7 separate regions of the Homo sapiens genome follow, and all the other regions are linked to region 5. The links are chromatin contacts, found by Hi-C or POLR2A ChIA-PET in ENCODE. All regions are on one chromosome and are shown on one strand. Each heading gives the region's core, a stretch centred on a gene start or an enhancer-like site at or near the end of the contact. The rest is flanking DNA. Distances are from core to core; before and after follow the strand shown.

What was found. A loop is a pair of places that touch in the nucleus more often than their neighbours do. ChIA-PET counts read pairs that join two places held with the same protein, here RNA polymerase II (POLR2A). Pooled maps may share reads with other maps.
Region 1: a map of B cell shows a loop between it and region 5 (24-fold over the local background). The contact joins the promoter of KLF9-DT here to the promoter of VPS13A in region 5. A Hi-C loop is called at or near these places in 1 of 168 maps with a recorded cell type or tissue (B cell), 4 of 37 single-sample maps with no recorded cell type and 10 of 50 pooled maps. POLR2A ChIA-PET finds 5 or more read pairs at or near these places in 1 of 52 experiments (OCI-LY7).
Region 2: a map of naive thymus-derived CD4-positive, alpha-beta T cell shows a loop between it and region 5 (27-fold over the local background). The contact joins the promoter of UBQLN1 here to the promoter of VPS13A in region 5. A Hi-C loop is called at or near these places in 1 of 168 maps with a recorded cell type or tissue (naive thymus-derived CD4-positive, alpha-beta T cell), 1 of 37 single-sample maps with no recorded cell type and 10 of 50 pooled maps.
Region 3: a map of CD8-positive, alpha-beta T cell shows a loop between it and region 5 (16-fold over the local background). The contact joins the promoter of SMC5-DT here to the promoter of VPS13A in region 5. A Hi-C loop is called at or near these places in 3 of 168 maps with a recorded cell type or tissue (CD8-positive, alpha-beta T cell and naive thymus-derived CD4-positive, alpha-beta T cell) and 10 of 50 pooled maps.
Region 4: a loop to region 5 is called in a map of CD4-positive, alpha-beta T cell, with 9 times the contacts of the local background. The contact joins the promoter of GKAP1 here to the promoter of VPS13A in region 5. A Hi-C loop is called at or near these places in 2 of 168 maps with a recorded cell type or tissue (CD4-positive, alpha-beta T cell and naive thymus-derived CD4-positive, alpha-beta T cell) and 4 of 50 pooled maps.
Region 6: a loop to region 5 is called in a map of CD8-positive, alpha-beta T cell, with 15 times the contacts of the local background. The contact joins the enhancer-like site here to the promoter of VPS13A in region 5. A Hi-C loop is called at or near these places in 1 of 168 maps with a recorded cell type or tissue (CD8-positive, alpha-beta T cell) and 6 of 50 pooled maps. POLR2A ChIA-PET finds 5 or more read pairs at or near these places in 1 of 52 experiments (naive thymus-derived CD8-positive, alpha-beta T cell).
Region 7: a map of CD8-positive, alpha-beta T cell shows a loop between it and region 5 (18-fold over the local background). The contact joins the promoter of HNRNPK here to the promoter of VPS13A in region 5. A Hi-C loop is called at or near these places in 1 of 168 maps with a recorded cell type or tissue (CD8-positive, alpha-beta T cell) and 7 of 50 pooled maps. POLR2A ChIA-PET finds 5 or more read pairs at or near these places in 1 of 52 experiments (CD4-positive, alpha-beta T cell).

Annotation. Positions count from the first base shown.
Region 1 is chr9:70,412,486-70,416,009 of GRCh38, reverse strand. It overlaps KLF9-DT (KLF9 divergent transcript), which reads right to left and starts at 1,820. Exons shown (of 4, transcript XR_001746710.3): 1 at 1,600-1,820. KLF9 (KLF transcription factor 9) reads left to right here and starts at 1,353. Exons shown (of 2, transcript NM_001206.4): 1 at 1,353-3,151. The coding sequence starts at 2,647. LOC124900273 (a long non-coding RNA gene) reads left to right here and starts at 3,204. Exons shown (of 2, transcript XR_007061576.1): 1 at 3,204-3,524. RefSeq lists enhancers at 1,641-1,770, 2,111-2,190, 2,019-2,872, 3,211-3,320, a promoter at 1,502-2,304 and silencers at 2,481-2,660, 3,396-3,524.
Region 2 is chr9:83,706,419-83,710,196 of GRCh38, reverse strand. UBQLN1 (ubiquilin 1) reads left to right here and starts at 2,239. Exons shown (of 11, transcript NM_013438.5): 1 at 2,239-2,697. The coding sequence starts at 2,518. UBQLN1-AS1 (UBQLN1 antisense RNA 1) reads right to left here and starts at 2,362. Exons shown (of 2, transcript NR_135839.1): 1 at 1,885-2,362. RefSeq lists enhancers at 1,437-2,325, 2,489-2,558, 2,326-3,216.
Region 3 is chr9:70,256,919-70,260,241 of GRCh38, reverse strand. It overlaps SMC5-DT (SMC5 divergent transcript), which reads left to right and starts at 1,368. Exons shown (of 4, transcript NR_039990.1): 1 at 1,368-1,846; 2 at 2,307-2,327. SMC5 (structural maintenance of chromosomes 5) reads right to left here and starts at 1,264. Exons shown (of 25, transcript NM_015110.4): 1 at 979-1,264. The coding sequence starts at 1,163. RefSeq lists enhancers at 978-1,177, 1,508-1,697 and a silencer at 1,218-1,437.
Region 4 is chr9:83,815,433-83,819,040 of GRCh38, reverse strand. GKAP1 (G kinase anchoring protein 1) reads left to right here and starts at 1,272. Exons shown (of 13, transcript NM_025211.4): 1 at 1,272-1,524; 2 at 1,914-2,045. It overlaps LOC101927552 (a long non-coding RNA gene), which reads right to left and starts at 1,375. Exons shown (of 6, transcript XR_001746793.2): 1 at 1,314-1,375; 2 at 1-640. RefSeq lists a silencer at 1,078-1,897.
Region 5 is chr9:77,175,588-77,178,844 of GRCh38, reverse strand. It overlaps VPS13A (vacuolar protein sorting 13 homolog A), which reads right to left and starts at 1,311. Exons shown (of 72, transcript NM_033305.3): 1 at 1,041-1,311. The coding sequence starts at 1,140. VPS13A-AS1 (VPS13A antisense RNA 1) reads left to right here and starts at 928. Exons shown (of 2, transcript NR_026668.2): 1 at 928-1,218; 2 at 1,939-2,089. RefSeq lists silencers at 146-315, 1,298-1,592, 1,354-1,683 and an enhancer at 1,298-1,592.
Region 6 is chr9:70,561,967-70,565,450 of GRCh38, reverse strand. All of the region lies in intron 22 of TRPM3 (transient receptor potential cation channel subfamily M member 3), which reads left to right. Among named protein-coding and RNA genes, the nearest start is that of KLF9, 150 kb to the right of the region's middle. Within about 2 kb of position 1,975, at least 7 of the 41 ENCODE cell types and tissues checked have a DNase peak (open chromatin) inside an H3K27ac peak, as active enhancers do; they include CD8-positive, alpha-beta T cell, where a contact is called at or near this core.
Region 7 is chr9:83,978,302-83,981,722 of GRCh38, reverse strand. It overlaps HNRNPK (heterogeneous nuclear ribonucleoprotein K), which reads left to right and starts at 1,508. Exons shown (of 17, transcript NM_031263.4): 1 at 1,508-1,570; 2 at 3,271-3,350. It overlaps RMI1 (RecQ mediated genome instability 1), which reads right to left and starts at 918. Exons shown (of 3, transcript NM_001358291.2): 1 at 832-918. RefSeq lists silencers at 505-584, 1,395-1,534 and enhancers at 229-737, 795-884, 905-974, 1,105-1,164, 738-1,245 and 2 more.

The DNA of each region.
Region 1 (3,524 bases), core at 571-3,070, 6.8 Mb after region 5:
TACACCTTTCTTCCACCTGCAGTCACCTACTGCAATATCTTCCCTGTACCACTTTAATATTTTTGTTGTTGTTTTCTTTATTTTTTTAAGCTGTACACTTTTATTGAACTGGTCTTGTCAGGTTTGTTATTTTTTAATTAAAATCTATTATACTCTTACTTACCTGAGCCACCCTTAGTTATGATTTAAAAAAAAACAAAAAAAACAGGGCCTTGCTCTGTTGCCCAGGCTGGAGTAGTACAGTGGTGTAATCAGGGCTCACTGCAGCCTTGACCTAGGCTGACGCAGTCCTTCAGCCTCAGCCTCCTGAGTAGCTGGGACTACAGGTGCGAGCCACCACGCCTGGCTAACTTTTTTTTTATTATTATTATTTTTGATGTACCACTTTAAAAACAAAGTCAAAAGAAACTACTGTAGATCTCACATTGGTAGAGTCAATTTGAGACCCTTGCCTCGGAGACCAGAACCTGGTGTAACTTTCTCTTAACAAAGGTTAATAGCCAGTGGGGGGTCAGGGTTGGAACTCACCGAATCTGCATCACATAGAATCAGGTACCTCTCACATTCACGAAAGTGAATTATTTTTAATGAATTGTGCTGACAGTATGCCTCTTGCAAAAAGAACTAGCCCTAGATTCTTTTCTAGCTATCAAGATGGAAAACAACCACATCGTTAATTCAGACGGAGGGGTAAACCAAGTTAATCAGACTCCAAGACCCATACTAATTGTTGACCAAGTAATGCCACAGTATTCCATGGCTAAGGATTTCCAGCTTGTTCCAGTCCCTAAAAATCTGTTCTGCACAGTTAATATTTCACAAAACCAAAAGGGCTTAGTTGCAAGCACAAAGAGCTAGAAATCAGGAGACTTGTGGTTTCTATTGAGTTCTATCATTATCTGTCTAATAAGATAAATAAGTCACTTCTCTGTAACTCAGTTTCCACATTTGTGAAGTGAGGGAAGAGAAACATGTCCTAAAAACCATGCAGGGGCTCTGGAAAGAAAAAGAGCTAAGAATGGTGGGTTTTTTATAAAAGTTACACAAATGAATGGTTTTTGTCTCCGTTTTTCTGAAAGTGGGTTAAAAATAGCCTCCAAATAAAGCTAAAAGAATTTATTTAGACTAAATTGCACCAGAGAAGTAGAGGAATTAAGAGATATGACAAGCAAAGATGGGATGTTTCAATGGAAGAATCTCAGGCAGTAAAAAGGCTATGCTGTAAAACCAGAACTTTTGTTAGCACTGCATTTTTAAGATGAATTGGTCATAGTTAATGTATTGGATGGAAGAATTTTTAAACATCTGCCCCAAAGTATGCTGCATCCAAAAAATATATAACAAAACGAATTCTTACTCATTTGTGTTTATTCTTGGACTTATCCTGACATAATGGGGTTTTTTTAATTATAGATTCACACTGCATTTATTCATCACCCCTGTCCTCTCATCCATAACTCAAATTTACTACCAGCAACACAAAATACAAAGATGTGTCCAGTTTCACTACAGCTCTTCGCGTTTACAAGTGTCGAGCGCTTGCTTTCGGAACGCCCTTGTGATTGGCCGAGCCAATGCCAGTGACATCAACCAACTTACTTTTGATTGGAAGGCTGGTTGCTGGGACTGTAGCGTTTGCAGGAAGTCACTTAACTGTTTGGGAGCTGGAAAACCGAAGCTGAAGTTCTCTTTTGCCATAGGAACGAGCGCAACTGACTAGGAAAGATGTGTCCCAAAGCTCCGCAAGCTGGAACGTGAGCCAGGAGGCCCGGACCGGCCACGGGACCGCGAGGCACTCCGAAAGTGTGCGGCTGCCCCTTCCCTGCCTCCCAGCTGTTACCCTTTTAAATGTCAGTGTTCGAGGCTGTAGGGGTAGCACGAGGCAGCGAAACGGAACAGTCGGATTGGCCGCACGCCTCAGTTCTAGACGCACCTCTCCACCGAAGGCCGTTCTGACTGGCAGGGGGAGAAAGTAAACAGAGTTGAATCACCCTCCCCACTGGCCAATTGGAGGGGGTTTGGTTTGTGACGTGATGGGATTCTGCGAAATTGTTACTGAGCAAGAGAATGCCGGAACGGTGCGGACCGGCCGGAGCAGGGGTTCAGAAGCCGTCAGTGGACTCGGGAAAAAGTGTCTCTTAGACCTGGCGCTCGGCGGGACCCTCGCCACCCGCGTCGGGGTGATCGGGTGAATGTCCTGGGGCTTTGGCTCGACGGCGAGGCGGCCGAGGGCGTGCACCTCTCTTGCAGTTTCCTCTCCCAGCGCCTCGGGGGCGTTTTCAGTCGAATAAACTTGCGACCGCCACGTGTGGCATCTTTCCAAGGGAGCCGGCTCAGAGGGGCCGGCGCGCCCGTCGGGGGATCGCGGCCGGCGCGGGGCAGGGGCGGCGGCTAGAGGCGGCGGCGCGGCGGAGCCCGGGGCCGTGGATGCTGCGTGCGGAGGCGCTGCCGGTTACGTAAAGATGAGGGGCTGAGGTCGCCTCGGCGCTCCTGCGAGTCGGAAGCGCCCCGCGCCCCCGCCCCCTTGGCCGCCGCGCCGTGCCGCGCCGCGCCGCGCTCGTCGTCCGAGGCCAGGGCAGGGCGAGCCGAACCTCCGCAGCCACCGCCAAGTTTGTCCGCGCCGCCTGGGCTGCCGTCGCCCGCACCATGTCCGCGGCCGCCTACATGGACTTCGTGGCTGCCCAGTGTCTGGTTTCCATTTCGAACCGCGCTGCGGTGCCGGAGCATGGGGTCGCTCCGGACGCCGAGCGGCTGCGACTACCTGAGCGCGAGGTGACCAAGGAGCACGGTGACCCGGGGGACACCTGGAAGGATTACTGCACACTGGTCACCATCGCCAAGAGCTTGTTGGACCTGAACAAGTACCGACCCATCCAGACCCCCTCCGTGTGCAGCGACAGTCTGGAAAGTCCAGATGAGGATATGGGATCCGACAGCGACGTGACCACCGAATCTGGGTCGAGTCCTTCCCACAGCCCGGAGGAGAGACAGGATCCTGGCAGCGCGCCCAGCCCGCTCTCCCTCCTCCATCCTGGAGTGGCTGCGAAGGGGAAACACGCCTCCGAAAAGAGGCACAAGTGCCCCTACAGTGGCTGTGGGAAAGTCTATGGAAAATCCTCCCATCTCAAAGCCCATTACAGAGTGCATACAGGTTAGCGGCGTCGCCCTCTCCCCCGGAGCTCTGGGGTTAGTTAACCTTTGGCCAGGCAGCGTTCCTGGGCGTTCGGGACACTGCACTCGGCCGAAAGGGTGCAAACATGTTGGATAAGATGCGGTTTAACTCTTTAAATAATTTAAATGTGCATTGGCGGAAAGCTCACTCTCTCCTTAATTGTCCCCGGCCTCCGGGAGCCACGGAGAGCCTTAAACTGGCGGGCAGAGCGAGTGCGGTGCGTGGCTTCGCGGGGAGTGGTGTCCGCCCCTCCCCTGTCCCGCCCCGCCCCCGGGACTCTCCCGCACCCCGCGACGGTGGGGCCACCCCACCTGGGAGACGCTGGCAGCGGGGAAGTCAGATGGCGTATCTT
Region 2 (3,778 bases), core at 990-3,489, 6.5 Mb before region 5:
GTGATAAAATATGTTCTTAAAATTTTCTCCAGACAGACCATTTAACAAACAAAAACCATTCAGAAGAAAATGCCACAAATAAACATCTAGACCTGGGGTTGGCAAACTATCTTCTGTAGGCCAAATCAGATCCTATGTCTGTTTTTGTTTTGCAAGTAGAGTTTTTAGTAAACATAGCTATGATTATTCATGTATGTATTGTCTATGATTACTCTGTGATACAAGGGCATAGCTTAGTGTTTTAGACCGAGATCCTGTGGCTCACAAAGCCTAAAATATTAGGTTGATGCATAAATAATTGCGGTTTTTGCAAATTTTTTTTTTTGGCACCAACCAAATATTTACTATCTAGCCCTCCCAGAAAGTTCACTAATCTCTGATTTACACCATAGTGCCCCCACCTCCGATTCTCATGCAGGTCAGGATTATATCTAAAAAGTGCCATAACAATGGATAACTATATGGTATCTTCTTACAGGTAAATCTTATTACCTTATAGTGTCACACACATCAAACATTTTTAGACAATAATGTAGACACAGATAATTGCAAAGTCCATAAATGCAGGGAGACAGACACACACACACACACACACACACACACACACACGGTATTTGTTGGAGAATCAAGGGAAAAACCATATCTCTAAATGGTAGGGAGTGAAGTCTTCCTGGGGCATGTGATACAGGATGAGTAGAAGTTAGACAGGTGAAGGCAAGGGGAAAGTCATTCTAGGTAGAGGAAGGCAGCCTAGGCAAAGCATGCAGGTAAGACACAGCATGACAGGGAAAAACAGGTAATGAGGAGCTAATGAAGTTGAGGAGAAATTTTATTTAGACATATGGAAGAAATTCCAAATGATTGGTTGTCCAGTTGTGGCACTTTCTAGCTTTAGAAGCAGTGATCATCTCACACCTGGACATAACCAAGTAGTCATCCTTCATTAAGCAGAAGGCCTTGTTATTGAGCCATGCTGCCAGAAATTTAGGTGATATCAAATGATGTCTATACTGAAATCGATACCCTCAGGATTCTCTTAGACCCAGATTCCATAGAGCTCTGCTAAAAAGTCGTGTTTATGTAACAGTATTTATTCTCAGAACAGGGTTGGACGGCTTAGGAGCAGAAAGGCAGAATGTATCTTTGCGGATTTGGGTCATAGTGGGCTGTCAGGATTTAAATTGTGCAACATTGATTAATAATGGGCTGGTTTGTACATTCCTTGCAAGTCATCTTTAAAAGCCAATGACGTCATTTCAAATTAGGATTCTCAGAGATAATTTCTCTCTGTATTACACTGAAAATAATTTTGGAACTATCCTTAATGCCACTTAAAGCCTGAAATTGACCAGTAACTTAATTTGATAGAATATAAGGCGAACACCTCAACTATATTAAATTGTCCCATTTGGGTGGACACTCCTCGGGCACCCTGTTCCGCCCTACACACAGATAATCTGGGGGCGCTCGCGCACAGCTGTCATCGTAGCAGCAGAGGCCACTGTCAATACAGGTTGCCTGACTGATCGTCTGACCAAACCGGGCTAACCCGAGGGCGGTAAATAAGCTCTGGCCATGAAGCAATGACTCCGCAGGATTGCGCAGGGCAGTCACGGGCGTTCACTCCATTTTCTGTTCGTTGTGCTGAGGCCTTTCCACCATTAACTTACCCCAACTCCCCCGCATAGGGCAATACGACCCCTCCAAATATCAAACGCTAAGCATATTAAAATAACAAAATACCTCGCCGCTATTTTATCACCAGACCCTCCTCCCAGCGGGGAACGCAGAGTAGACAGAGAGGCAAGGGAGGGCAAGGCGATTGTGACAGCGCGGAGGGGTGAACACGGCCCAGCTGGGCATGAGGTAAGGTGGGGAGACTACCTGGACAGCAAGCGCGCAGGCGCAGCCGCGGCCGCAGGGCCCACTGGTCCCTTTCTAGTAATTTCGCTAACCGTGACGTCATCTCGGTGCGCCGTTACAGCGCTTAACTGGAAACTGCGATTTAGTTTTTGGTGAAAGGAGTGGAAAAAAACCATGAACTGACCTACCCCGCCCCATTTTGCTTTTAGTCCTTCACACTGGCTTCGCCTGCACTTTGGGCAATGGAGCGGGAAAGGAAAAGGCACGCAGGCTGAGCTCAAAGTCGCGCCAGCCGGGGATGACTCGGCGACGCCGCCAGGCGCGTTACCCGGCGTGCTCCGCGCGGCGCCGGCGAAGGGACGTGGGGGAAGGGGCAGGGAGGAGGAAGCGGTGGCTGCTGCGGATGTCGGTGTGAGCGAGCGGCGCCTGAACACACGGCGGCTGCCGAGCGCCTGACCCGGGCCTGCGCCAGAGCCTGCACCGAGCTCCGGGGCCCCACACCCGCTACGGTGGCCCTGCGCCCGTTGCTACTGAGGCGGCGTGCTCTGCATTCTTCGCTGTCCAGGCCTGCCGGCTCTGGTGTCTGCTGGCTCCTCCTTGCTCGCCTGCTCCCTCCTGCTTGCCTGAGTCACCGCCGCCGCCGCCGCCACAGCCATGGCCGAGAGTGGTGAAAGCGGCGGTCCTCCGGGCTCCCAGGATAGCGCCGCCGGAGCCGAAGGTGCTGGCGCCCCCGCGGCCGCTGCCTCCGCGGAGCCCAAAATCATGAAAGTCACCGTGAAGACCCCGAAGGAAAAGGAGGAATTCGCCGTGCCCGAGAATAGCTCCGTCCAGCAGGTGAGGCCGCCTGGGGCTCGGGCCGGGATGGGGGTGGCGGCAGGACCTCCGCCCGCCGCCCCAGGAGACCTTTTGGAAGGGCCTGGGAGAGGGGTCGTCCTCGGCCATTCTCCCGGGCGTCGTCCCAAATTAGATCACACCCAAGTTCGTGGGTTTGCGCCTTGGGACACCGCAATGGTTTGTGGCGTGGCGGCGCGGCCTGTTTGTGGGACGGGCTGATGCCGCTTTTCTCGGAGCCTTCCTTCTCTGGTATCCGCCGACCCTCAGCCTCCTCCCCCAGTTCCCCGCCCTCCGTCGCCTCCCCTCCAACTCCTCACAAAGGAAAGGGACCCACCGCCAGCCTCCGGGCGGGGTGGAGGCTGGGCGGGGGCGAGGGTTCGCTTTAGCTCAGGCTGCGGTTTTGTTTCATGAATTAAAAAGGGGTGGGTGGGATCCTCGTTGTTTTACGTGCCTGCTTGTTAAGGTGGGTTTTGGGGTGAGGTGCATGTGTATATTTAGTTCTGCATTTTAACTCCTGAAATCTTTCCCACCTTGCAACCTTTAAAAAAAAATTATGACGTAGAAACTGTTTTTAGCTCCATCTTAAGTAATAGTGATAGTACTAGGTTTAAGGAGAAAAGTGAATGACTTTCTTTCACTGATGACTTGCTCTTTCCCTTTTAGTATGTTTATCATCTCTTAGATGCCAATCATTGGGTAGGTTTTTGTTTGATTTTAGAGGGGCGATAGCGATGTTGATATTAGCGGTTGCAATCAAATAAAAGAAAATCGGAGTGAATGCAGAATATTACTTAAACTTGGTTCAGGAATACAAATCTTGCAGTTAATTAAGATTCTTGGTGGAATTTAACAAATAATTTTAGTGTATTGTTGAATACGTCGTGTTTTCCATAATTACTGACTTAATCTCTGAAGATCGCAAACAACGTGAACAGTTGGTGACAGGAAACAACAATTCCTGAAATGTACCTATCAGTTTCCCCAGGGACAGTAGGTGATTGGGGTATTGGTTTAACGAGTTCCAAAGGTAGTGTATTTTGTGAAGCAGTGAGGTGTGTAACATCAAATGAGAGAAACTTTT
Region 3 (3,323 bases), core at 119-2,618, 6.9 Mb after region 5:
TCCCAGCTACGCGGGAGGCTGAGGCAGGAGAATTGATTGAAACTGGGAGGCGGAGGTTGCAGTGAGCCGAGATTGCGCCACTACCTTCCAGCCCGGACGACAGTATGACACTCCGTCTCAAAAACAAAAACTAGCCGGGCGTGGTGGCGCGCGCCTGTAGTCCCAGCTACTCGGGAGGCTGACCCAGAAGAATCGCTTGAAACCGAGAGGCGGAAGTTGCAGTGGGCCGAGATCGCGGCACAGCACTCCATCCAGCGTGGGCTACAGGAGCGCAACTCCGTCTCAAAAAAAAAGAGGAAAAAAAAAAAAAAAAAGACCTGGAACAAATGAACTGGAAGGTGCTAGGCAAATACATGATATATTTAAAACTTACTAAATTCTAAAGCGGTAACTAGTTGTCTGAAGGGGAGAGGGAGGAACCAGGGAAGAAAACTGGGTTTAGTGGGGTCAAGGGTTTGTAGGGAGGTCCAACAATTGCCAGTAAGTGTTTAATTTTTTTGTACCTGTAACCTCCATTCCCGAACAACCTTTACCGTCTTATCTACTCCTCTCTGGCAAATGCCTACCCTAAGAATCCGCCACAGCATCACTATCACGCCGAATTAACTGTTGCCTCCTCTTAAGTTCCCGGGGACAATACTTCTGTGAATTCCAGACCAGGGCCGCTATGGATCGCGACTCCCAGCGGGCAGAGACCTACTCCCTCCTACAACCACTACCTGCTACATGACACCTTTGGAAAACCTTGGCTGACTAAATTTAAAAACCACATCACCCAAGGCACACATCTCCTACATCATACACGTCAATCTCCACAGCCTACGTAGGAAAATCCTCAAGGGAACCCCGGCACGAATTCAAGGCCAGACCCACAAGCCAGGTACACACCCACACGCCCACGCCCGCGCGCTGCCGGAGCCCCGGGGCCTGCTGGCCAGCACACCTCCACACCCGCGGCGCGGCCTCCGGGCAACTTACAGGAAGTTCTCCATCGAGATGCGGACGATAGAGCCTTCCACGAAAGGCCCGGACGACTGCAACAGCGGCAGCTGCGGGGCCGAATTCTTCCTCTTGCTCGGGACCTCCGACGAAGGGTCTCTCGGGAGAGCTCTCTTGGAAGGCTGGGGGCTTGGAGTTGACGTCTTCTTGCTCGGAGTCGCCATCCTGGCTTCCTCAGCGTCCCACAGCGACTTCCGTTCCCACCGTCCGGCAGCCCAGGCGCCCAAGCGCCCATCCACCCAGGCGCCCCGCTCCCGCGCGAACTGCCGCGAACTGTTACCGCGCGCTCGCTCCCGCGATCTCGCGCCGCGCCTGCGCAGTTCAGGTCCGGCGACGTCAGCAGGCCCGCCCCGCCCCTCCCGCGCTCCGCCGCGCTGTGCGAGGCCCAGACTGAGGGCGAAACAGCAGGCAGGACTGGGTGGAGACGTTCGGGGACGTGGCAACTGGAGTTTCTTCTCCGTATATTTCGGCATTCAGTTCCTTTTTTTTTTTGTTTTAACTCAGGAAAAAATCTCAATTGCGTTTAGTATTTTGAAAGCCACTTTATTGCTTCCCGAGCCTCAGTCATGTGTGGTGGGAGGCTGCTGTGGGTGGCACCTGGGGCGTCCACGGCCGCCAAGGCGGGAGGACGTCAGGCCCTGCTTGCTCCCACCCCTTCCAGGTGAGAGCTCCCGGGCACGCCCGTCGTTGGCTCTTCGTCCTCTTGGTGTTCTTCCCTGTTGCTTCAAATCAGGTTCCTGTCTCAAAAATCCGAAAAAGAAATCCTCCCAAATGACTCTGTGCCCGACGCTCCGTTAAGGCATCGTGCTAGGCGTTCTCAAACTCGTGAAATGACTACACTGCACAGGTTAACCTCATTGCTACTCTTCCCCTTGCCTCCTAATTCTCTGGTTAAACTTCCGCCCCCGAGGTTTCTAGAAATCCCTGAGCTGGAATGCGCTGCCTTCATTAAGAGGGTGTTCTGCTTCCGTCTGCTCACATTCATCTAGTAAGCCCTCTCGTTAAAGAGGAGGCAGCACACCGAGGCCTGTCTAGAACTTCTTTCATTTAACCAACAGTGAATATCTAATCTACAAGAAACTGGAGCCGTGGCAGTTTAGGAGCCTGCCAAGGTTGCATCCCTGGGAGCTTATTTTCTATTGTGGGAGACAGGAAAAGAACAAGTGAATCAACTGTGAAATTAAATAATTCAAACTTAAAGCTGTTGGAACTTTAAATTATTCTGAGCCTTGCGAAGAATGTGGCGATGGGGCCTGAGTCCCATGGCATACAGCTGCAATGTCTGCCTTGTTTTTTCCTATAATCAGGAAGACCAAACAGAGACAGAGGTAAGACCCCCTCAGATCACTACCCCCTTCATAAATTAATATAGTTATCTTCCTTGGAATGTAGCTATCTATAACTAATCTAATCGCTGTAATTTATGCACTGCTCTTGTATTGAAAATGTACTCCTGCTGAACCTTCTCTGTTTCTGCCTGTGTAAATGAAACCTTAACTTCACTTTGGAACATTGACCCTATTTGTTTGGAGTTGGTGTTTCCAGGTGGCTGTCCTCAAGCTTTGCGTTAGAATAAACTCTATACTTAATGATATTTTCTGAATTTCACTACTTAAGGCTGACACAACAAATGATTAGCATAATGTCAGACTGTGACAGGTGTTAGGAAGAAAACAAAATGAACCTGATGGGTGGGAGGTACGGAAGGCCTCTTAGAGAGGTGGTGGTGTTTAAGATAAACTCTGAAGGACGAGAAGAAACTGTGACGATCTGAGAAAAGAGCACCCCAGGCAAAAGAATTTTGCTGGAACATACCAGTAAGGACAAAAGCTCTGAGGTGGGAAGGCCAGTGTTGCTGCAGAGCAGTGAACAAGGTTGCAGAGCAGAACCTTGTCCATCGTGGAAAAGCCTGAATTTTATTTTTAAAGCAATGGGAAGCCATTGCAAAGTTTTAAGCAGGAGAGGGCCATGTTCTGACTAAAGCTTTTAATTTTTTTATTTGATTTTTTTTATTTGATTTTTTTGAGACAGAGTCTCACCCAGTCGCCCAGGCTGGAGTGCAGTAGTGCCACCTCAGTTCACTGCAAACTCTGCCTCCCTCGTTCAAGCGGTTCTTCTGCCTCAGCCTCCCGAGTAGCTGGGATTACAGGTGCATGCCACCACACCTGGCTAATTTTTGTATTTTTAGTAGAGACGAGGTTTCACCATTTTGGCCAGGCTGGTCTGTAACTCCTGACCTCAAGTGATCCGCCCACCTCGGTGTCCCGAAGTGCTGGCACTACAGGCATGAGCCACTGTGCCTGGCCTTAAAGTTTTTAAATAAT
Region 4 (3,608 bases), core at 23-2,522, 6.6 Mb before region 5:
ATCACTAGCACAAAGAAAAAAAAAAACCTTCCTTTTCTTCCCCCAAACTTCTGAACCATAAAAACTCAAAATACTGAATTAAATATAAATTCATCCATTTGGTATCTTAGGCCCCATACTCCTTTGTCTTTTCTACCTCTCAACATACCCTGGAGTCTTTGCTCTTTCCCCAACACAACTTTCACTGATTCGCCTTCATATATATTCTCATGCTATCCCTGCTTGCTGTAAAACTCTCCCTGTCTCCTTCAAGGTCAATCCCAAATGCCTACTCCTTCATGCTGCCTTTCTTTCCTTATCCCCAAGACAGATATACACGGTTCTTTGATTCCCGGCAGTACTCTGCCACTTTTCACGTGGCACCTATCATGGTTTGTCTTTTATTGTCTGTTTTATCTTTGTTTTATTCCTTACTTCTTTGAAGGCAAAGGTATCTTCAACTCCCCTCTAACTCTGAAGCATCTTACCTGTGGGGCGTCTAATATTAGTTGAATCATGGGGATTTATGGAGATAATGTGATGCGCTGGTAAGCTAACAGAATTGGAAGCCAGTACAGCTGGGTGCCGGCTCTGCCGTTTATTAGCTGTGAGGTTTTGGGTAAGTCACTTAACTTCGCCTGTAAAATTAGTCCACTACGACCTGATGGAGAACCAAGGGAGATAACGTTAAAGCGCCCTGCAACTCTACAGGGAACTGAGCAATGTTAGTTATTTTCCTTACAGAGATCTGATGCACTCTTGCTACTGGAATCTTGACTTGCAGGACCATCCCTACTTCATTGCCTGGAGGTCGAACCCCAAGTTGCAGGGAACCCAAGCTACCAGGTCCCACTGCCCTTTTCCACTCCAGGGCCCTCTAACCGCTCTCCGCGTCGCAGGTGATCCTGCCTTGCTGCGGGGGAGTGGCCTAGAGTCTCACTCCCTCGGGAGGCCTCCCTCCTTCCACCCGCTTGAGGAGAGCCCTTCTCTTCCCTGTGACCCCGAAGACCGTGGCGCCGCCGCCTACGTGAGGCGTTTGGACCCTGCCCGGCCCCCGTAGCTCCCCTTCTCCAGCAGGTGGTTCTGGTCCTCTCCCCCAACTCGGGCGCTCACGTCACCGGCGAACCTCTAACCAGCGCCAGCGCCGCTACCAACCGCGAAAATAAACAAACCCCCGCGCTCGGCGGACGCGCCAGGCCCCGCCCCCGCCCCCGCCCCCGCCCCGAGGCTCTCACGCCGCCTCCTCCGCCCGGGCTTCCCTCCACCCTCCGCCCGCCCGCCTGCTCTCAGCCGCGCTCTCCCCGCCCCTCACCGCAGCCTGCAGCCGCGCTCACCTCCGCGGTCCGCCCCGGCGCCCCGGGACCCGTTAGTGCCCAGCCTGTGGGCCGACCGCGACCCCCGCCCGGCGCGAGCCTGCCCCCAGCTCTGCCGACACTTGACCCAGACCAGTCCCAACGCCCAGTGCGGCCGCCCGGGGAGCCGCGGGAGAGGCGGCGGCGGGGGGAGGAGGGAGAGGAGGGCCGAGCCGGCGGCACGGGAGGCCCGGTGAGTACGCGGAGGCGGGCCCGCCTCGCGGGTGTCCGCTCCGGCACCCCGGAGGCGTAGGCAGCGGCTCGACAGCGCTCCCCTCGGCGCCCCGGCCTCGGGTGGCGGGGACTCGGCCTGAGGCGACGGGCCCCACTGACCGGAGCCGCTGGGCAGAGGGCACGGGAGGGCCGCGGCCCGACGCTCGGCGCAAGGCTCGGGGCGGCGGGGAGGGACTCGCACCCGACTCCCAGGCCGGCGACCGCTGAGCCTCCCGAGACCCCGTGGGGGCCGCTCGAGTGACAGGTGCCACCGTCCCCTCCCCGCCGCTGGCGCCCGCGCTCCCTCCCGGGGAGCCGGGCGCTCGGAAATTTCTGGAGCAACGACCTGACTCGTTTTCTCCCTTTCAGGTTTTGAAGCCGCTTCTCTGCCCGAGTTAGGTTTCGCCCAGCGCAATTTCTTTCTCTATGTACTTTGCGAATAAGTTTCGGAGCATCGGTTAACAGCCTATGGGTGAAATTTGGCTTTCATTCATGAATGAGGTATAGTGAATTACTTTTTGAATATAGTGCTCCTCCTCCTCCCCCGCCAGCTATTGAAAAGTGATTTTTTTTTCTGTTATTGTTTGGAACAGCCTTACCGAATTTTTGTCAGATCTCTAGCATTAAGGTGCTTCATAAATATTGAACAGTAACGACAAAAATAGTTTATCAAATTGGCTGATTGCCTTTTCTCTTCCTCCTCTTTTTCACTCTTTACCTTCGCCAGATTTTTCAGAGTAGATGCAAGTGCTTTCATTAGAAGAACTAATGAAAGATCGTCTGTCTTACACTAAAAAGCCGGAGACACTTTTCTTCACCATTTAGCATTGTCTGTTGTGTAGTAAATGTGCTTGGGATTGTAACTGGAATCATTTAATAAATGTGACTTGTAGCTATAAAAATATTTGAGAAGCTTTTTGGCAAATTAAAATATTAAAAATCTTCATAGAAGTCTAGATTTCTTTTCTCAACAGATTTATAACACTATAGTAGCTTCAATTCTGGAGTAAGAGCAAAACCCAGAAGTTGACCAAAAGAACCTTGTGTGAAAATAGATGTATTTTACTCGTGGGAGAATCCCTCAGGTCCTCACTGAGTACCTGCTTGTATTTTTTGTTTAACTTTCTTGGCCTGCAGAAAGTGGGAGCTGCAGATTGGAGAGGGATCTCAGTACTTAACTATGAGAAAAAAATGGAGTTTGGGGCATACCCATTGGGTTTACATCACTTACAGTAAGTGTGTTTGGAGCAGAGTTTTAGTATGCACTTCACACTTGCTGATTGTGAACCCTATTTTTTTTTTTTCTTGAGGCGGAATTTTGCTCTTGTTGCCCAGGCTGGAGTGTAATGGCGCGATCTCGGCTCACAGCACCTTCTGCCTTCCAGGTTCAAGCAGCTCTCCTGCCTCAGCCTCCTGAGTAGCTGGGATTACAGGCGCCTGGCTAATTTTTTTTTTTTTTTTTTTTGTATTTTTAATACAGACGGTGTTTCGCCTTGTTGGCCAGGCTGGTCTGGAACTCCTGACCTCGTGATCTGCCCACCTCTGCCTCCCAAAGTGCTGGGATTACAAGTGTGAGCCACCACACCTGGCCTGTGAACCCTAATTTTTAAGAAGCCAAAGTGAAAGATACTGTTTGGTTATCTGAAGAACAGAACATGAAATAACACAATTTTTTATTTCACCAGGTGTTAAATCAGTGATACTTGGTGCCATTTCATATTACGCTCAGTTAATTTCGATCTAAGTTATATTTCAGTGAGGCCACACTAATTGGCATCTACATTAATACCTTTTTTTGGTCAGGCTAATTGGTAGTGTTAATAGAAGATGGCTATCATTCATCTCATAAAAAGTAATATATTTGGTTGTTCTTGATTTAAGGATTTTATATGTATAATTGTGTGTGTGTGTGTGTGTGTGTGTTTTCTGAAGTTCCCTAATTGTGGTCTTCTGGACTGAGATATGGCTGCTGCTGTCTTGATTCTAGTGAGGTCATAGTGTAGAGGGATAAGGTCATAATGGCAATGTGCCTCCAAACCTTGATAGAGGCCAAGACTACCAGCC
Region 5 (3,257 bases), core at 62-2,561:
AATTACTTTAAATATATATTTAAACACACACACTTCACACACAAAATTAACCCTCACTTTGGCCTGGGAAATTCATTTCACAAAGGAGTCTAATTTCTAGCGGGTGTTTAAAATAAACAAGCGCATAATGCAAAAACAGATGGAAACACTAAAAATGAGGCTCTCACTAAGGCAGAATACCACACTAAACGGACACAAGGAAAGCTCGGTCCTTCACCACCTAGGCAGCGTAGGGCCCTGTTCAGCCCGGTCTTTTGCAGGTCTGAGACGTTGCACCGCACGCCCTGGTTTTTCTTTAAAATTCGGCAATTCACTCTGACCCACATATCCTAAAGTCTTGAAAATGTTACACATTCCTAGGTCAGGCTGTTAACTGCAACCACACAAGCAACTGTTTGAGTTACTTTGCACTTGAGTTTCCTTTTTGTTATCCGCCGAACCCAGGCGAGAGAGAGCCGGCGTCCGGGTCCTAGGGCCGGAAGGGGGAGAGCAGAAAGCACCACGGGTGAAGCCAGGAATTGAGGCTGGGGAAGCAAGGAAGCGGGCGTCCCCGGTCACAGCGCCCTGCCTTCACGTGCGAGGCAGCATGCAACACGCGGGGGATTTCTGGGGCCTTCGTCATAAACCCAGGGGGGCAAAGGACAGGGATGGGACCCAGCCCAGGAAGGCGTCGTCTCGCCTCCTCGCCCCGCGCGGCTAAAGCCGGACCGTGCGGGGCCAGGGGTAGAGAACGGCCCCTCGCCGGGACTTGAACGCCAGACCCACGGAGCCCACGGCAAGTCCGCTCCGCTCGGAAAATATAGACCTTTTCATCCCGCACTCATGACCCTCTCCTTTCCCCCAAAATATAAACAACTCGAGGGCGGAGGCCAGGGAACTGCCGCCCGGCTTTACGTAACTTGACCCACAGGCGGGCGGCGGCAGGTGGCTGCACCCGGCGAGCAAGGTGCTCGAAGCCCCGAGAACGCAGGACGCCGCTCGGGCAGCGAGACGGCCGGGAAGCACGAGAGGCCGGGGAGCGGCGGCGGCGGCCTCCTTACCTTTCCAGATGCCCAGAGAGAGCTGGGACGTGTCCAAGTCCACCACATAGTCCCCCAAGAACCGGTTCAACACGTCCACGACCACCGACTCGAAAACCATGTTCCTCAGCCGTGGTGGGCACGGCAGCCGGCCCGTGCGCTCCTCCTCCCGCCGCCTTCCCCACGCCCCTCCCTCGAGGTAATTCGGTTCACCGGCTCCGGGGCGGCTTCAGCTGCGGCGCCCCCGCTGGCCCAACGCGCAGCCCTAGCGAGCCCAGCGAGAGACGGAGGCGGTCGCTCTCACGACGCGTGCGCAAGTCTGCGCGCGGCTGGAGGCGGAGCGCGGCGCAGACCTGGGCGCGCAGCCCTGAGAGGGAGGAAAGGCGGCTGCGCGGCCGCGGCTCTGGAGGGTGCCCTTTTCGCGCCGAGCCCGGCTCCTCTTTCCTGTCGGCCCCGCCTCCTCCCCATCGCCTGGCAACGGGACACCGGTCTGGAGCTACCGGATTTTTTCCGACCCCGCCCCCTCCTGCAGATCAGCGTCCCCAGCGGCCCCCCAGGGCGGGGCGGTTACGCCCGACGGGAACGCCCCTCCCCCTAGAAGGTGGTGGCCGCTTCCACGCGTATGACAGGGCTCGCCCCTGAGTAAGGGTGGGCGGATCCCAGCCCCGTCGCCAGAAGCTTCAAGGGGGCTGTCCCAGGGAGCATCTCCCCTCATCATTACAGGGTGGGAGGGTCCAGCCAGCCTGGGTGTCTTGGTGCCTGTAACCTCCCCGCCTGGTCCTCCGACCGCCTGGCTCTCAGGAGGAGTTAACTTCCTGCTGCGAGTCGAGGATGGAGTTACATAGTCCCTGCCCTGCATCTGAGATGAGCACCCATTTTTGGTCAAGTCATTTATACGGAGCTGTCTTTCATTCCAAAGAGTAACACGCTTCCCTGCAGATAAGAGTTGGAGTCAGCCGGTCTGGAAACTGCTGAACACCCTCCAAGAAATACTGGGAGTGCTGGACCCTTGACCCCTATGCCTCCACCGAACCACTGACCTAAAATAAATTACAATTACAGATCTTTCGACCTGTTTGGTCTTACTTAGAAGTAATCCCAAAGGCCTGAGGTCACAGAGATGCTAAATGTGAGGTTTAGAGAACTGTAATTAATCATCTGCAGGACCGAAAAAGTGTACATTGAGCGTTTTCTCTTTACACGTTAAATGAATAATGATGGATTTCTATTAATTCCTGTGTCATTTTACTACTTTTTGTGCATAGTCACCGACTTTTCAAAATTAAATGTTTAGGGTGTGCCTTTGCAAGTAGAATGCCTGACAAAAACTGTAAGTTTTTACCTGAGTTTATGAATGTTTTTCATATAATTTTATATTTGAAGGACCTTTATGAGGTCTCCAACCTCCTAGTCTTAAATATAATGAAGCTGAAGTGTTAGGGATGTGTGCAAGGTCATACAACCAATGTTCTGTGGAAGAACTGGAACTTGGCCCTTCTGATTGGCTACCACCCCACCTGCTTCTCTCTCATTCAGCTAACAGTCTGCTTCAGAATACCTGCACGGAGAAACGAATAGAGGCTAAAATGCCTAGGAAGGGGAAGAGCTCTACATAATGAGGCATTTTGCCATTGCACTATTAATAAGAAGCCAGATACACAGTAGCTGCAAAATTCCGCTGTTATATCTAGCGCTGCAAATTCAAAGTTACAAGAATTTCCAGAACTCCAAAAATCCATCTTAAGTATCTTGCAAACGTTTTCATATTAGTTTTCTACGATCTAGGAAAATTTTGTGGAAGTGAGGAAGGGGAAGGGATGTTGCTGAAAAGTTAGAGGTATAAGCATAAAGCAATGAAAAAAAATTCTGCTGAGGAAGAGTTAGAAATAAGTGGATGCATATTGTAACCGAATTCTTATCTAGTGTTAGATGTATATGAACATGCTTTGTAAATACTAAAAGACAACATTTTGCATTCAGTCTTTGCATTGCTTAATCCATCTAAGGAAGTTTGTAAGCAAAAATATATTAACATCATCATGTAAAAGGTATGCTCATTAAACCATTAAACCAAATTTCTGTTGTACCTTGAAAAATAAGCCCAATGACTACCATAAAAACTCGAGTTTCAAATTAGGAAGTATGTCAGTGTATGTTATTCTTTCTCTAGATCACAATTAAAATGCTATACTTCATTGTTTGATCAAATGGAAAAACAAAAGAGGGGGAGAGCATCTG
Region 6 (3,484 bases), core at 726-3,225, 6.6 Mb after region 5:
ATGGTAGCTTGTGCCTGTAATCCCAGCTACTTGGGAGGCTGAGGCAGGAGAATCACTTGAACCCAGGAGTTGGAGGTTGCAGTGAGCTGAGATCACACCATTGCACTCCAGCCTGAGCAACAAGAGCAAAACTCTGTCTCAAAAAAAAAATAAAAATAAAAACAGATAAATCTGCCAAGATGAAAATGTTTATTTGTTGTATTTTAACTGACGTGTCAATGTTGCTCTGGGAAAGAATAACGTTGTTAGCCCACTATACAAGGGTGTGCTGTCACCCAACTATTTTATCATATTCCTAGCAGTTCATATGCAGCATACATTTGGACACATAGTCCCAACACAAGAGCCAACAGCTGCTTAGATTCTAAGCGGAATGTGGACTGCCTATTGTCTGGATTCTTGGTTGTTTGAGGAGCATCACTTGAAGCGTGAAAAGCTCAAGTTTTAACAGTAAACAGAGCTTGGGATCCAGAGGGCACAGAGAGGAATTAGTGCCTGCAGATCAGAGAGATTCGAGCCTGAACCGTGAGCTGTAAGTACAGATGTGTTTCTTGCATTGTCTCTTACCAGGGGATTTGTAAATAATGTCAGCAGGAACTTATTTGCTTATATACGCATTCCTGAATATTAGGAGCCACATTGATCATTTCTGTAGATATCATATAACCCCTCAGGCACAATGCAATGGGAGTCGACAAGAGCCATAGATTATTTCTTTGGAGGTGGTGTAGCCTCATGTCCCCTGATGTGCATTTACACATAGACATGCAGTCTGGCTCACTGGACTGATCCTTCCAGGCACAGAGAGCCCTGATATGAGGTTGCTGGTTCTTTTCCTAAGAAGGCCCCTCTTGAAGAGGGCCCTGGCTCTTCCCTCTTTGAATACTCTAATACCCTAAATATGCATGGGCTTCTGAAAAGTAATACAATTCCATTTTAAACAGAAACAACAAGCATATTCCTTAGTGTGTGGCCTGTAGGCTGAGGTAGTGTGGACTCACAGGGAAAACCTTCCACAGTAAAGGCAATGAGAATGGACTCCAGCTCCCTTCACCTACAGGGGAAGGGGTGCCTCCTCCTGCCCTCATTGCTCAGAAAGGTGTATTGTTGCGTGTCAGGGAGTTGTGATGAATTATAGGTAGGTGGACAGCAACACAAAAATCTGAAAGAGTAACTTATTTTATGTTTTCTCTGAAATTTTTCTGTTGTTTTGGTTTGAAGAAGGAAAGAACTTATCTAATCCTATTTCGTATATGCAAATATCAAAAGGAAGGTGTAATGATGATGATGAGGCAAGCCCTGAGTAAAACTGAGTTAAACACAATTATTTCCATTCTTCTAACCCTTCCCAGAGCTTCCCTCTCCCTTCTCACAGCCCCTCCCTTCTCTGATGAAACTACTAGGCAAGGAAACTGATTCCTTCTGAAGTCTTAGCGACTATGTTCTCAACCAGAGAAAAATGTTGATTGTAAGAAAACAAAACTACACAGAGTAGGTTCAATAAAGACTGACTGTAAGTGCCTAAGAGAAAACCACAGAGGCATTCAAAGACAGGAAGCAGAGCACGACATGCGTGAGCTGACTGGGAACAAAACCAGAAGTGGTTTTGTAAAGTCAGAATCAGAAGACATGACCACACTCATCTGCTTTTCTCTATACTTCTCTCCTGCCTCAATCAATAATCAATCAATCATTTCTCTCTTTCTCTCTTGCTCTCTCTCCCATTTCCTTTCTCCCTTCCTCCACCATCCCTCTCTCATATGGCTTGCTTTACATGACCCAGTGAGGTCAGGCTCTATATGTTCTTTAAGTACATGCCATCATCTAACTTAAGTCTCTGCACTTCTGTTTTATTTCTAAACACAAAGAGTCTGATTAGTCACTGGCCATTCAATGAACTCACTCCTTCTTGGTCAATGGTGGAATCTGCTCCAATCATCTGTAGCCTGAATTGGGTGAAAGGAGAAGTGAAGAAATGAGGAAAGGACTTTGTCAGCCTGAAGGACGTAGGGCTACCTCTTCCAGCTGTGAGCAGGGCAAGGGAAATTTAGCTTGTTTATCAGGTATCTATCAACACAAAAATGATACAGGAAAAACCACCCTAGAATTCAGAACTTAACGCCATAAGCACGTATTGAGCTCAGAAGACTGAGAGTTGGCTGCATGGTTCTTCTGGTCTGGGCTGGGCTCAATCACCTGCCAGGAGGTCAGCGGGCTATCACCTCCTCCAGAACAGCCTCAGCTCAGAAAACAAGCACCTAGAAGCAAAGGTTCCCTGTGTTTCATTCTCCAACAGGCTAGCTCATGCATGTCTCTTATGGTAATGGCGGAAGCCAAAAAGTGGAAACAGAAACATTAAGGGCTTTTCCAAGGTTCTGTGTGGGTCACATTTGCTAACATTCCATTCACCAAAGCAAACCACATGGCCAAACTCAGAATCAAGAGGTGAAGAAAGAGATCCCACCTGTTTAGTGATAGAAACTCTAACATCACATGACAAAGCAGTGTGGATCCAGGGAGGGGAGAGAAATTGGGGCTGTTAATGCAATCGATCTCCTAATCATGACAGCAAACCCACTGGCGTGTACAATAGGCTAGTTTAGATATATATTCTTCCAAGGCAAGATTTGCATAAAATATTTCTGATATTAATTCCTGATGCAAAATAATGAAATACTAAGGTTAGAATTTTGAAGCCCTCTTCAAATAAATAATTTTTGTTTCCAGGTAAAGCTAGATATATAGGATAGGAAGAACATGGAACCAAGTAACAGGGAATTGAATTCTCCCCACTTCTCCCCCAGGACGCTCTTCCCCCCATACCTCCCCCCTGCCCAACACACACACAACATACCTAGATTTGCGACATCCTGCTAATTTACTGGATTAAAAAATGAGACATTGAGCTTAATAGTGGGTTCTGAATAGCTCAAAGCTGAAACTGTGTGCACATAGCAGATAGACCAGAAGCCAAGATGGCCCTGAAGAGTTGGAGGCTATATCATTGGTCCCTTTTTTTCCCCAGGTAGGGGCTGAATTCCATTTAATGCAGTGGGAGCTAGTTTGCTTTTCTACCAGGAATAAAAAGATTAAGGTTCTACAAGTGGCCTACAGTTGGCTCCTGGGATAGATGATTCAGTTTGGGGCAAATTCAAGTCTTTTGCTCCTTTTCCTGGAATCGTGGAGTGACAAAATATCAGGAATAGATGGAGTTTAGAGATAATCTAATCCAGCATTTCCCAAACTTCAGTCAACCACATACCCCCATTCACTAGTTTATAACCTTTGTTCTACTCTTAAATATTTTTTGTTAAATTGGCTCATTTTTTAGAAACTTAATTTATTTTTAAAGATTTAGGGTCACAAGTTGAAAATCAGTATCATTTGACATAAATAGAGGATAACCACAAAATAAACAGAATGAAAAACGCTACATTGTTGTGAAATTCTACCAGATGCTTGAGCTCAGTCTTTCCTAAAAAAG
Region 7 (3,421 bases), core at 259-2,758, 6.8 Mb before region 5:
TGTATTCGGCCAATGGTGGATTTCGCTTTATGTGCAGATTATGACACCTTTATGCTTCAAAATGAGTTTGGGATTGTGGGCGGAGGCTGGAAGGTTGACGAGTAAGGATGTGGAAAGCGGGTACTACCAGGGCTGGAGATTTCCCAGGGCTGTCACCGATTGAAAGTGACCTTATGTGCCTTAACAAAGGAAGTCATGAAAGCTTGGCACAGGAGCCTTAAAAGTAAGGAACCGAATACAATGCAAGTGTGCGCTGAACCCGCTAGAACAGGAGCACGTTTGAGGGCAAGGGTTTTTGTCTGTTTTCATCACTGCCACAAGGCAGGCGCTTTGAATGGAACGTGGAGGTCTGCAACGTATTCAGCGATACGCATTCATTTTAGGAGACAAGGGCAATACATATTGCCTAAAAATTTTATCGGAATAAACTACAGCGACGACACTACAAAATACTTCCATCTCAGGTCCCATTACCCAAGAGGAAAGTCTCAGAACCGAGAGCCCTGTGAAACCGCCTGTGCCCTCTCGGCGAGAAGTTCTCCAGTACTCCCAGGCTCGCCCCGCGTTTCCCCGGCTCCCGCCCCGGCGCAAGGCAGGCCGAGAACCGCCAGCTGCGCCCCCGGGCCCGGCCTTGACTGACGGGCGCCCCGGACCATTACAAACAACGGGTTTCCGAAGCGTGGGCCCGGCCCAGCGGACGCAGACGGCCCGCACTTACCGCGCCGCAGCTCGTCCCACAGCCCACAGACCACAGCCCGGGGCGGGGTAAGGGGCTTCGGGCACGAGTGTGGGCTGTGAAAACACGGGCATAAGTCTGGGCCGAGCACCGACCTGGGCGTCCCGCATTTTCCTCGCGCAACATCGGTCCCTGGGCAGCGCAACTGTAAGGACAGGAACCGCCGCGGCGCGCTCCCAGTTCCTTTTTTACCTCTTCCCGCCCGATTTGCCGCGCGCTCGCGCCCCTCCTCCAACCCCAAAGGACTCCTTCGGGGCTGGAAAACGCCCCTTCCCCGCCCCCTCCCTGTGCGCGTGAACTAGGCAGTTGTTAGATCTCGCGAGAGGTTCGCCCCCTAGCCGCCCCTCCCCCCAGCTAGTGAGTGCGCGAACGAGAAAGGAGGAGGGCGCTCCAGGCGACAGCACTGCAGACGCCATTATCCTCTGTTTCTCTGCTGCACCGACCTCGACGTCTTGCCTGTGTCCCACTTGTTCGCGGCCTATAGGTAATTGGAGTTATTGGAGCTTGGGTATTGCTGATTCGGGTAAGGGTTGGGGCTCCCTGAAAGGCTGCGTTTACTTTTCCCAAGCCCGGGTTTTCTCGAGCCCTTAGTGGCCTCCCAGCCCGAAGGGAGGCGCTGGCGGGAGGCGGGGTTGTCGCCTCCTCCGTCGCCTTGATTGACGTGGCCTCGGGCCAATCGCTTCGCCCTCGCACCATCGCTGAAGCCCTGGCAGCCAATAGGGCGCGACGGCGGGGAGGACGCGAGAAGGCGGGGGAGGGGAGCCTGCGCTCGTTTTCTGTCTAGCTCCGACCGGCTGAGGCGGCGCGGCAGCGGAGGGACGGCAGTCTCGCGCGGTGAGGAGCCGGGTTGGGGGAGCGGCTCGTGGAGGTGAGGGTCGGAGCCCAGTTTTTCCGCTTGAGGGAGGCGTCCTGGGAGCCGCTTTGGTGTTTGGCCGCTTCTCCGAGTGGGAACGTTGCCCGGTGTCCCCTCCCCCACCTCCGCCATTTCCCTGAGCGTGTATCCGCAGTCCGCGTTGTGGTCCTAGAGACTTGGGGATTCGTGAGGCATGTGCCTCTAGGATGAGCTGGAGCTATGTGGCACTGGGAACTAGGGACCTCGTGGAGGAAAGGAGGCCGGTGCGGGGAGAAGGTCGCGCCGCCGCTCTCTTTGTGTGAGCCCCGCCTCACCTTGGGTCTCCCGGCCCGGGGTCGGAGCTGGAGCGGCGGGGATGGAACGGTCAGGGCTGCCTCGATGGCTTTGTCTCGGGCAGTGGGGGGAGGATGCGGGGGATGAGACCTCGGGACCGCGTGGTGGGTGGGGGAGGGGGTCGGCGCTCGGCTCCGCCTAGTAGCACGTAGTCGCCATTACGCGGGCCGCCATTTCCTGTCGGATCCGGGTGAGGAGAGGTGCGGTGCTTCTGCTGTCGACTTTCGCTTTTTCCCGTCCTGTTACCCGGCTGTTTTTGATCTCGGTGCCGGGAGGCGGGGAGGGGAGGGCGCGTTGGCGCTCGGCCAGTGGAGCACATACTTAGCGGATTTTTGAGGCCTGGGGACTAGTGACTGCAGGACCCGAAGGGTGAACGGCAAGCGGCAACGTTATTCTTACAGATAAGCCCTGCTGTTTTTGCTTAAACTTTCTTATCCAACTCTTCTCCCACCACACCTCAGAAATTGCGTGCTGGGCCGGAAGGATGTCGTTTCAGTTGTCGTTAGGAGAGCAATAAGTCGACCAACGGTATGGGAGAATGGGAGGCATAAATGTGCCTCGCTTGTTGGCTCTTTGCTGTCTAGCCAACCTTCTAGTAGAGGCCGCTTGTCAACTCCTAGTCCCGACAAGAGGGAAGCTTAAAAAGGCTGTTTGTAGTCCTATCGACCGTTTTGGCACGTAGACACTTTAGTTTTCGTGTTACAGGCATGATTGTTGTGTTGTACTCCCTTAAGCCTAATTTAAAATAATCCGCTAGTGACTGTTAGTTTTCAAGGGCTCCATTTGTTTCGCTGATTAATAATAGACTGGTATTGTGGTAGTTTGGGTCTGGTCCTATATTAGATTTTTGGATTTATCCCTCCGGTAGATTGTTCTGGTTGTTGGATGTGTTCGCAATTGCCGTTGTATTTGTAAACTTTAGAGATGTCACATAAGATCGCTTCAAGCATGAGTCGAAAGAAATAGGAAAGCAATTGGAAGTTTTAATATAAAATTAGTTTTCCCAGTGAATAAGATGCATTGTAACTTTTCATAAATGTATGCTTTGTGGATGACATTTATCTTTTCAGGGTTTTGGGAATGTGCCGTATAAAACAATTCATTGCTGTGGTGGGACTTAATCCAGTGGCTAAAAGTTATTGTTCTAACTTAGCAAAAAATGAAACCAGGCTCCCTTGAATTTTGTATTTTTTAGGCAGTCATTTGAATTGTGAAACCCTAAAATGAAGAATCAAGTTTTAGAAACAGCTGGTTTTTTGGGTTCAAATCAGTATTCACTGTGATCGGAAACAAATATTCAGTAATAAGAATAAACAAAAGCAAAACTGATTTGTGTTGGTTCTTATAGGCTACTGCAGCACTGGGGTGTCAGTTGTTGGTCCGACCCAGAACGCTTCAGTTCTGCTCTGCAAGGATATATAATAACTGGTACGTTCTAGAAGCAATGTCTTTTTTTTTTTTTTTTTTTTACAGCTTGCTTTCCAATAAGCCAAATGTAC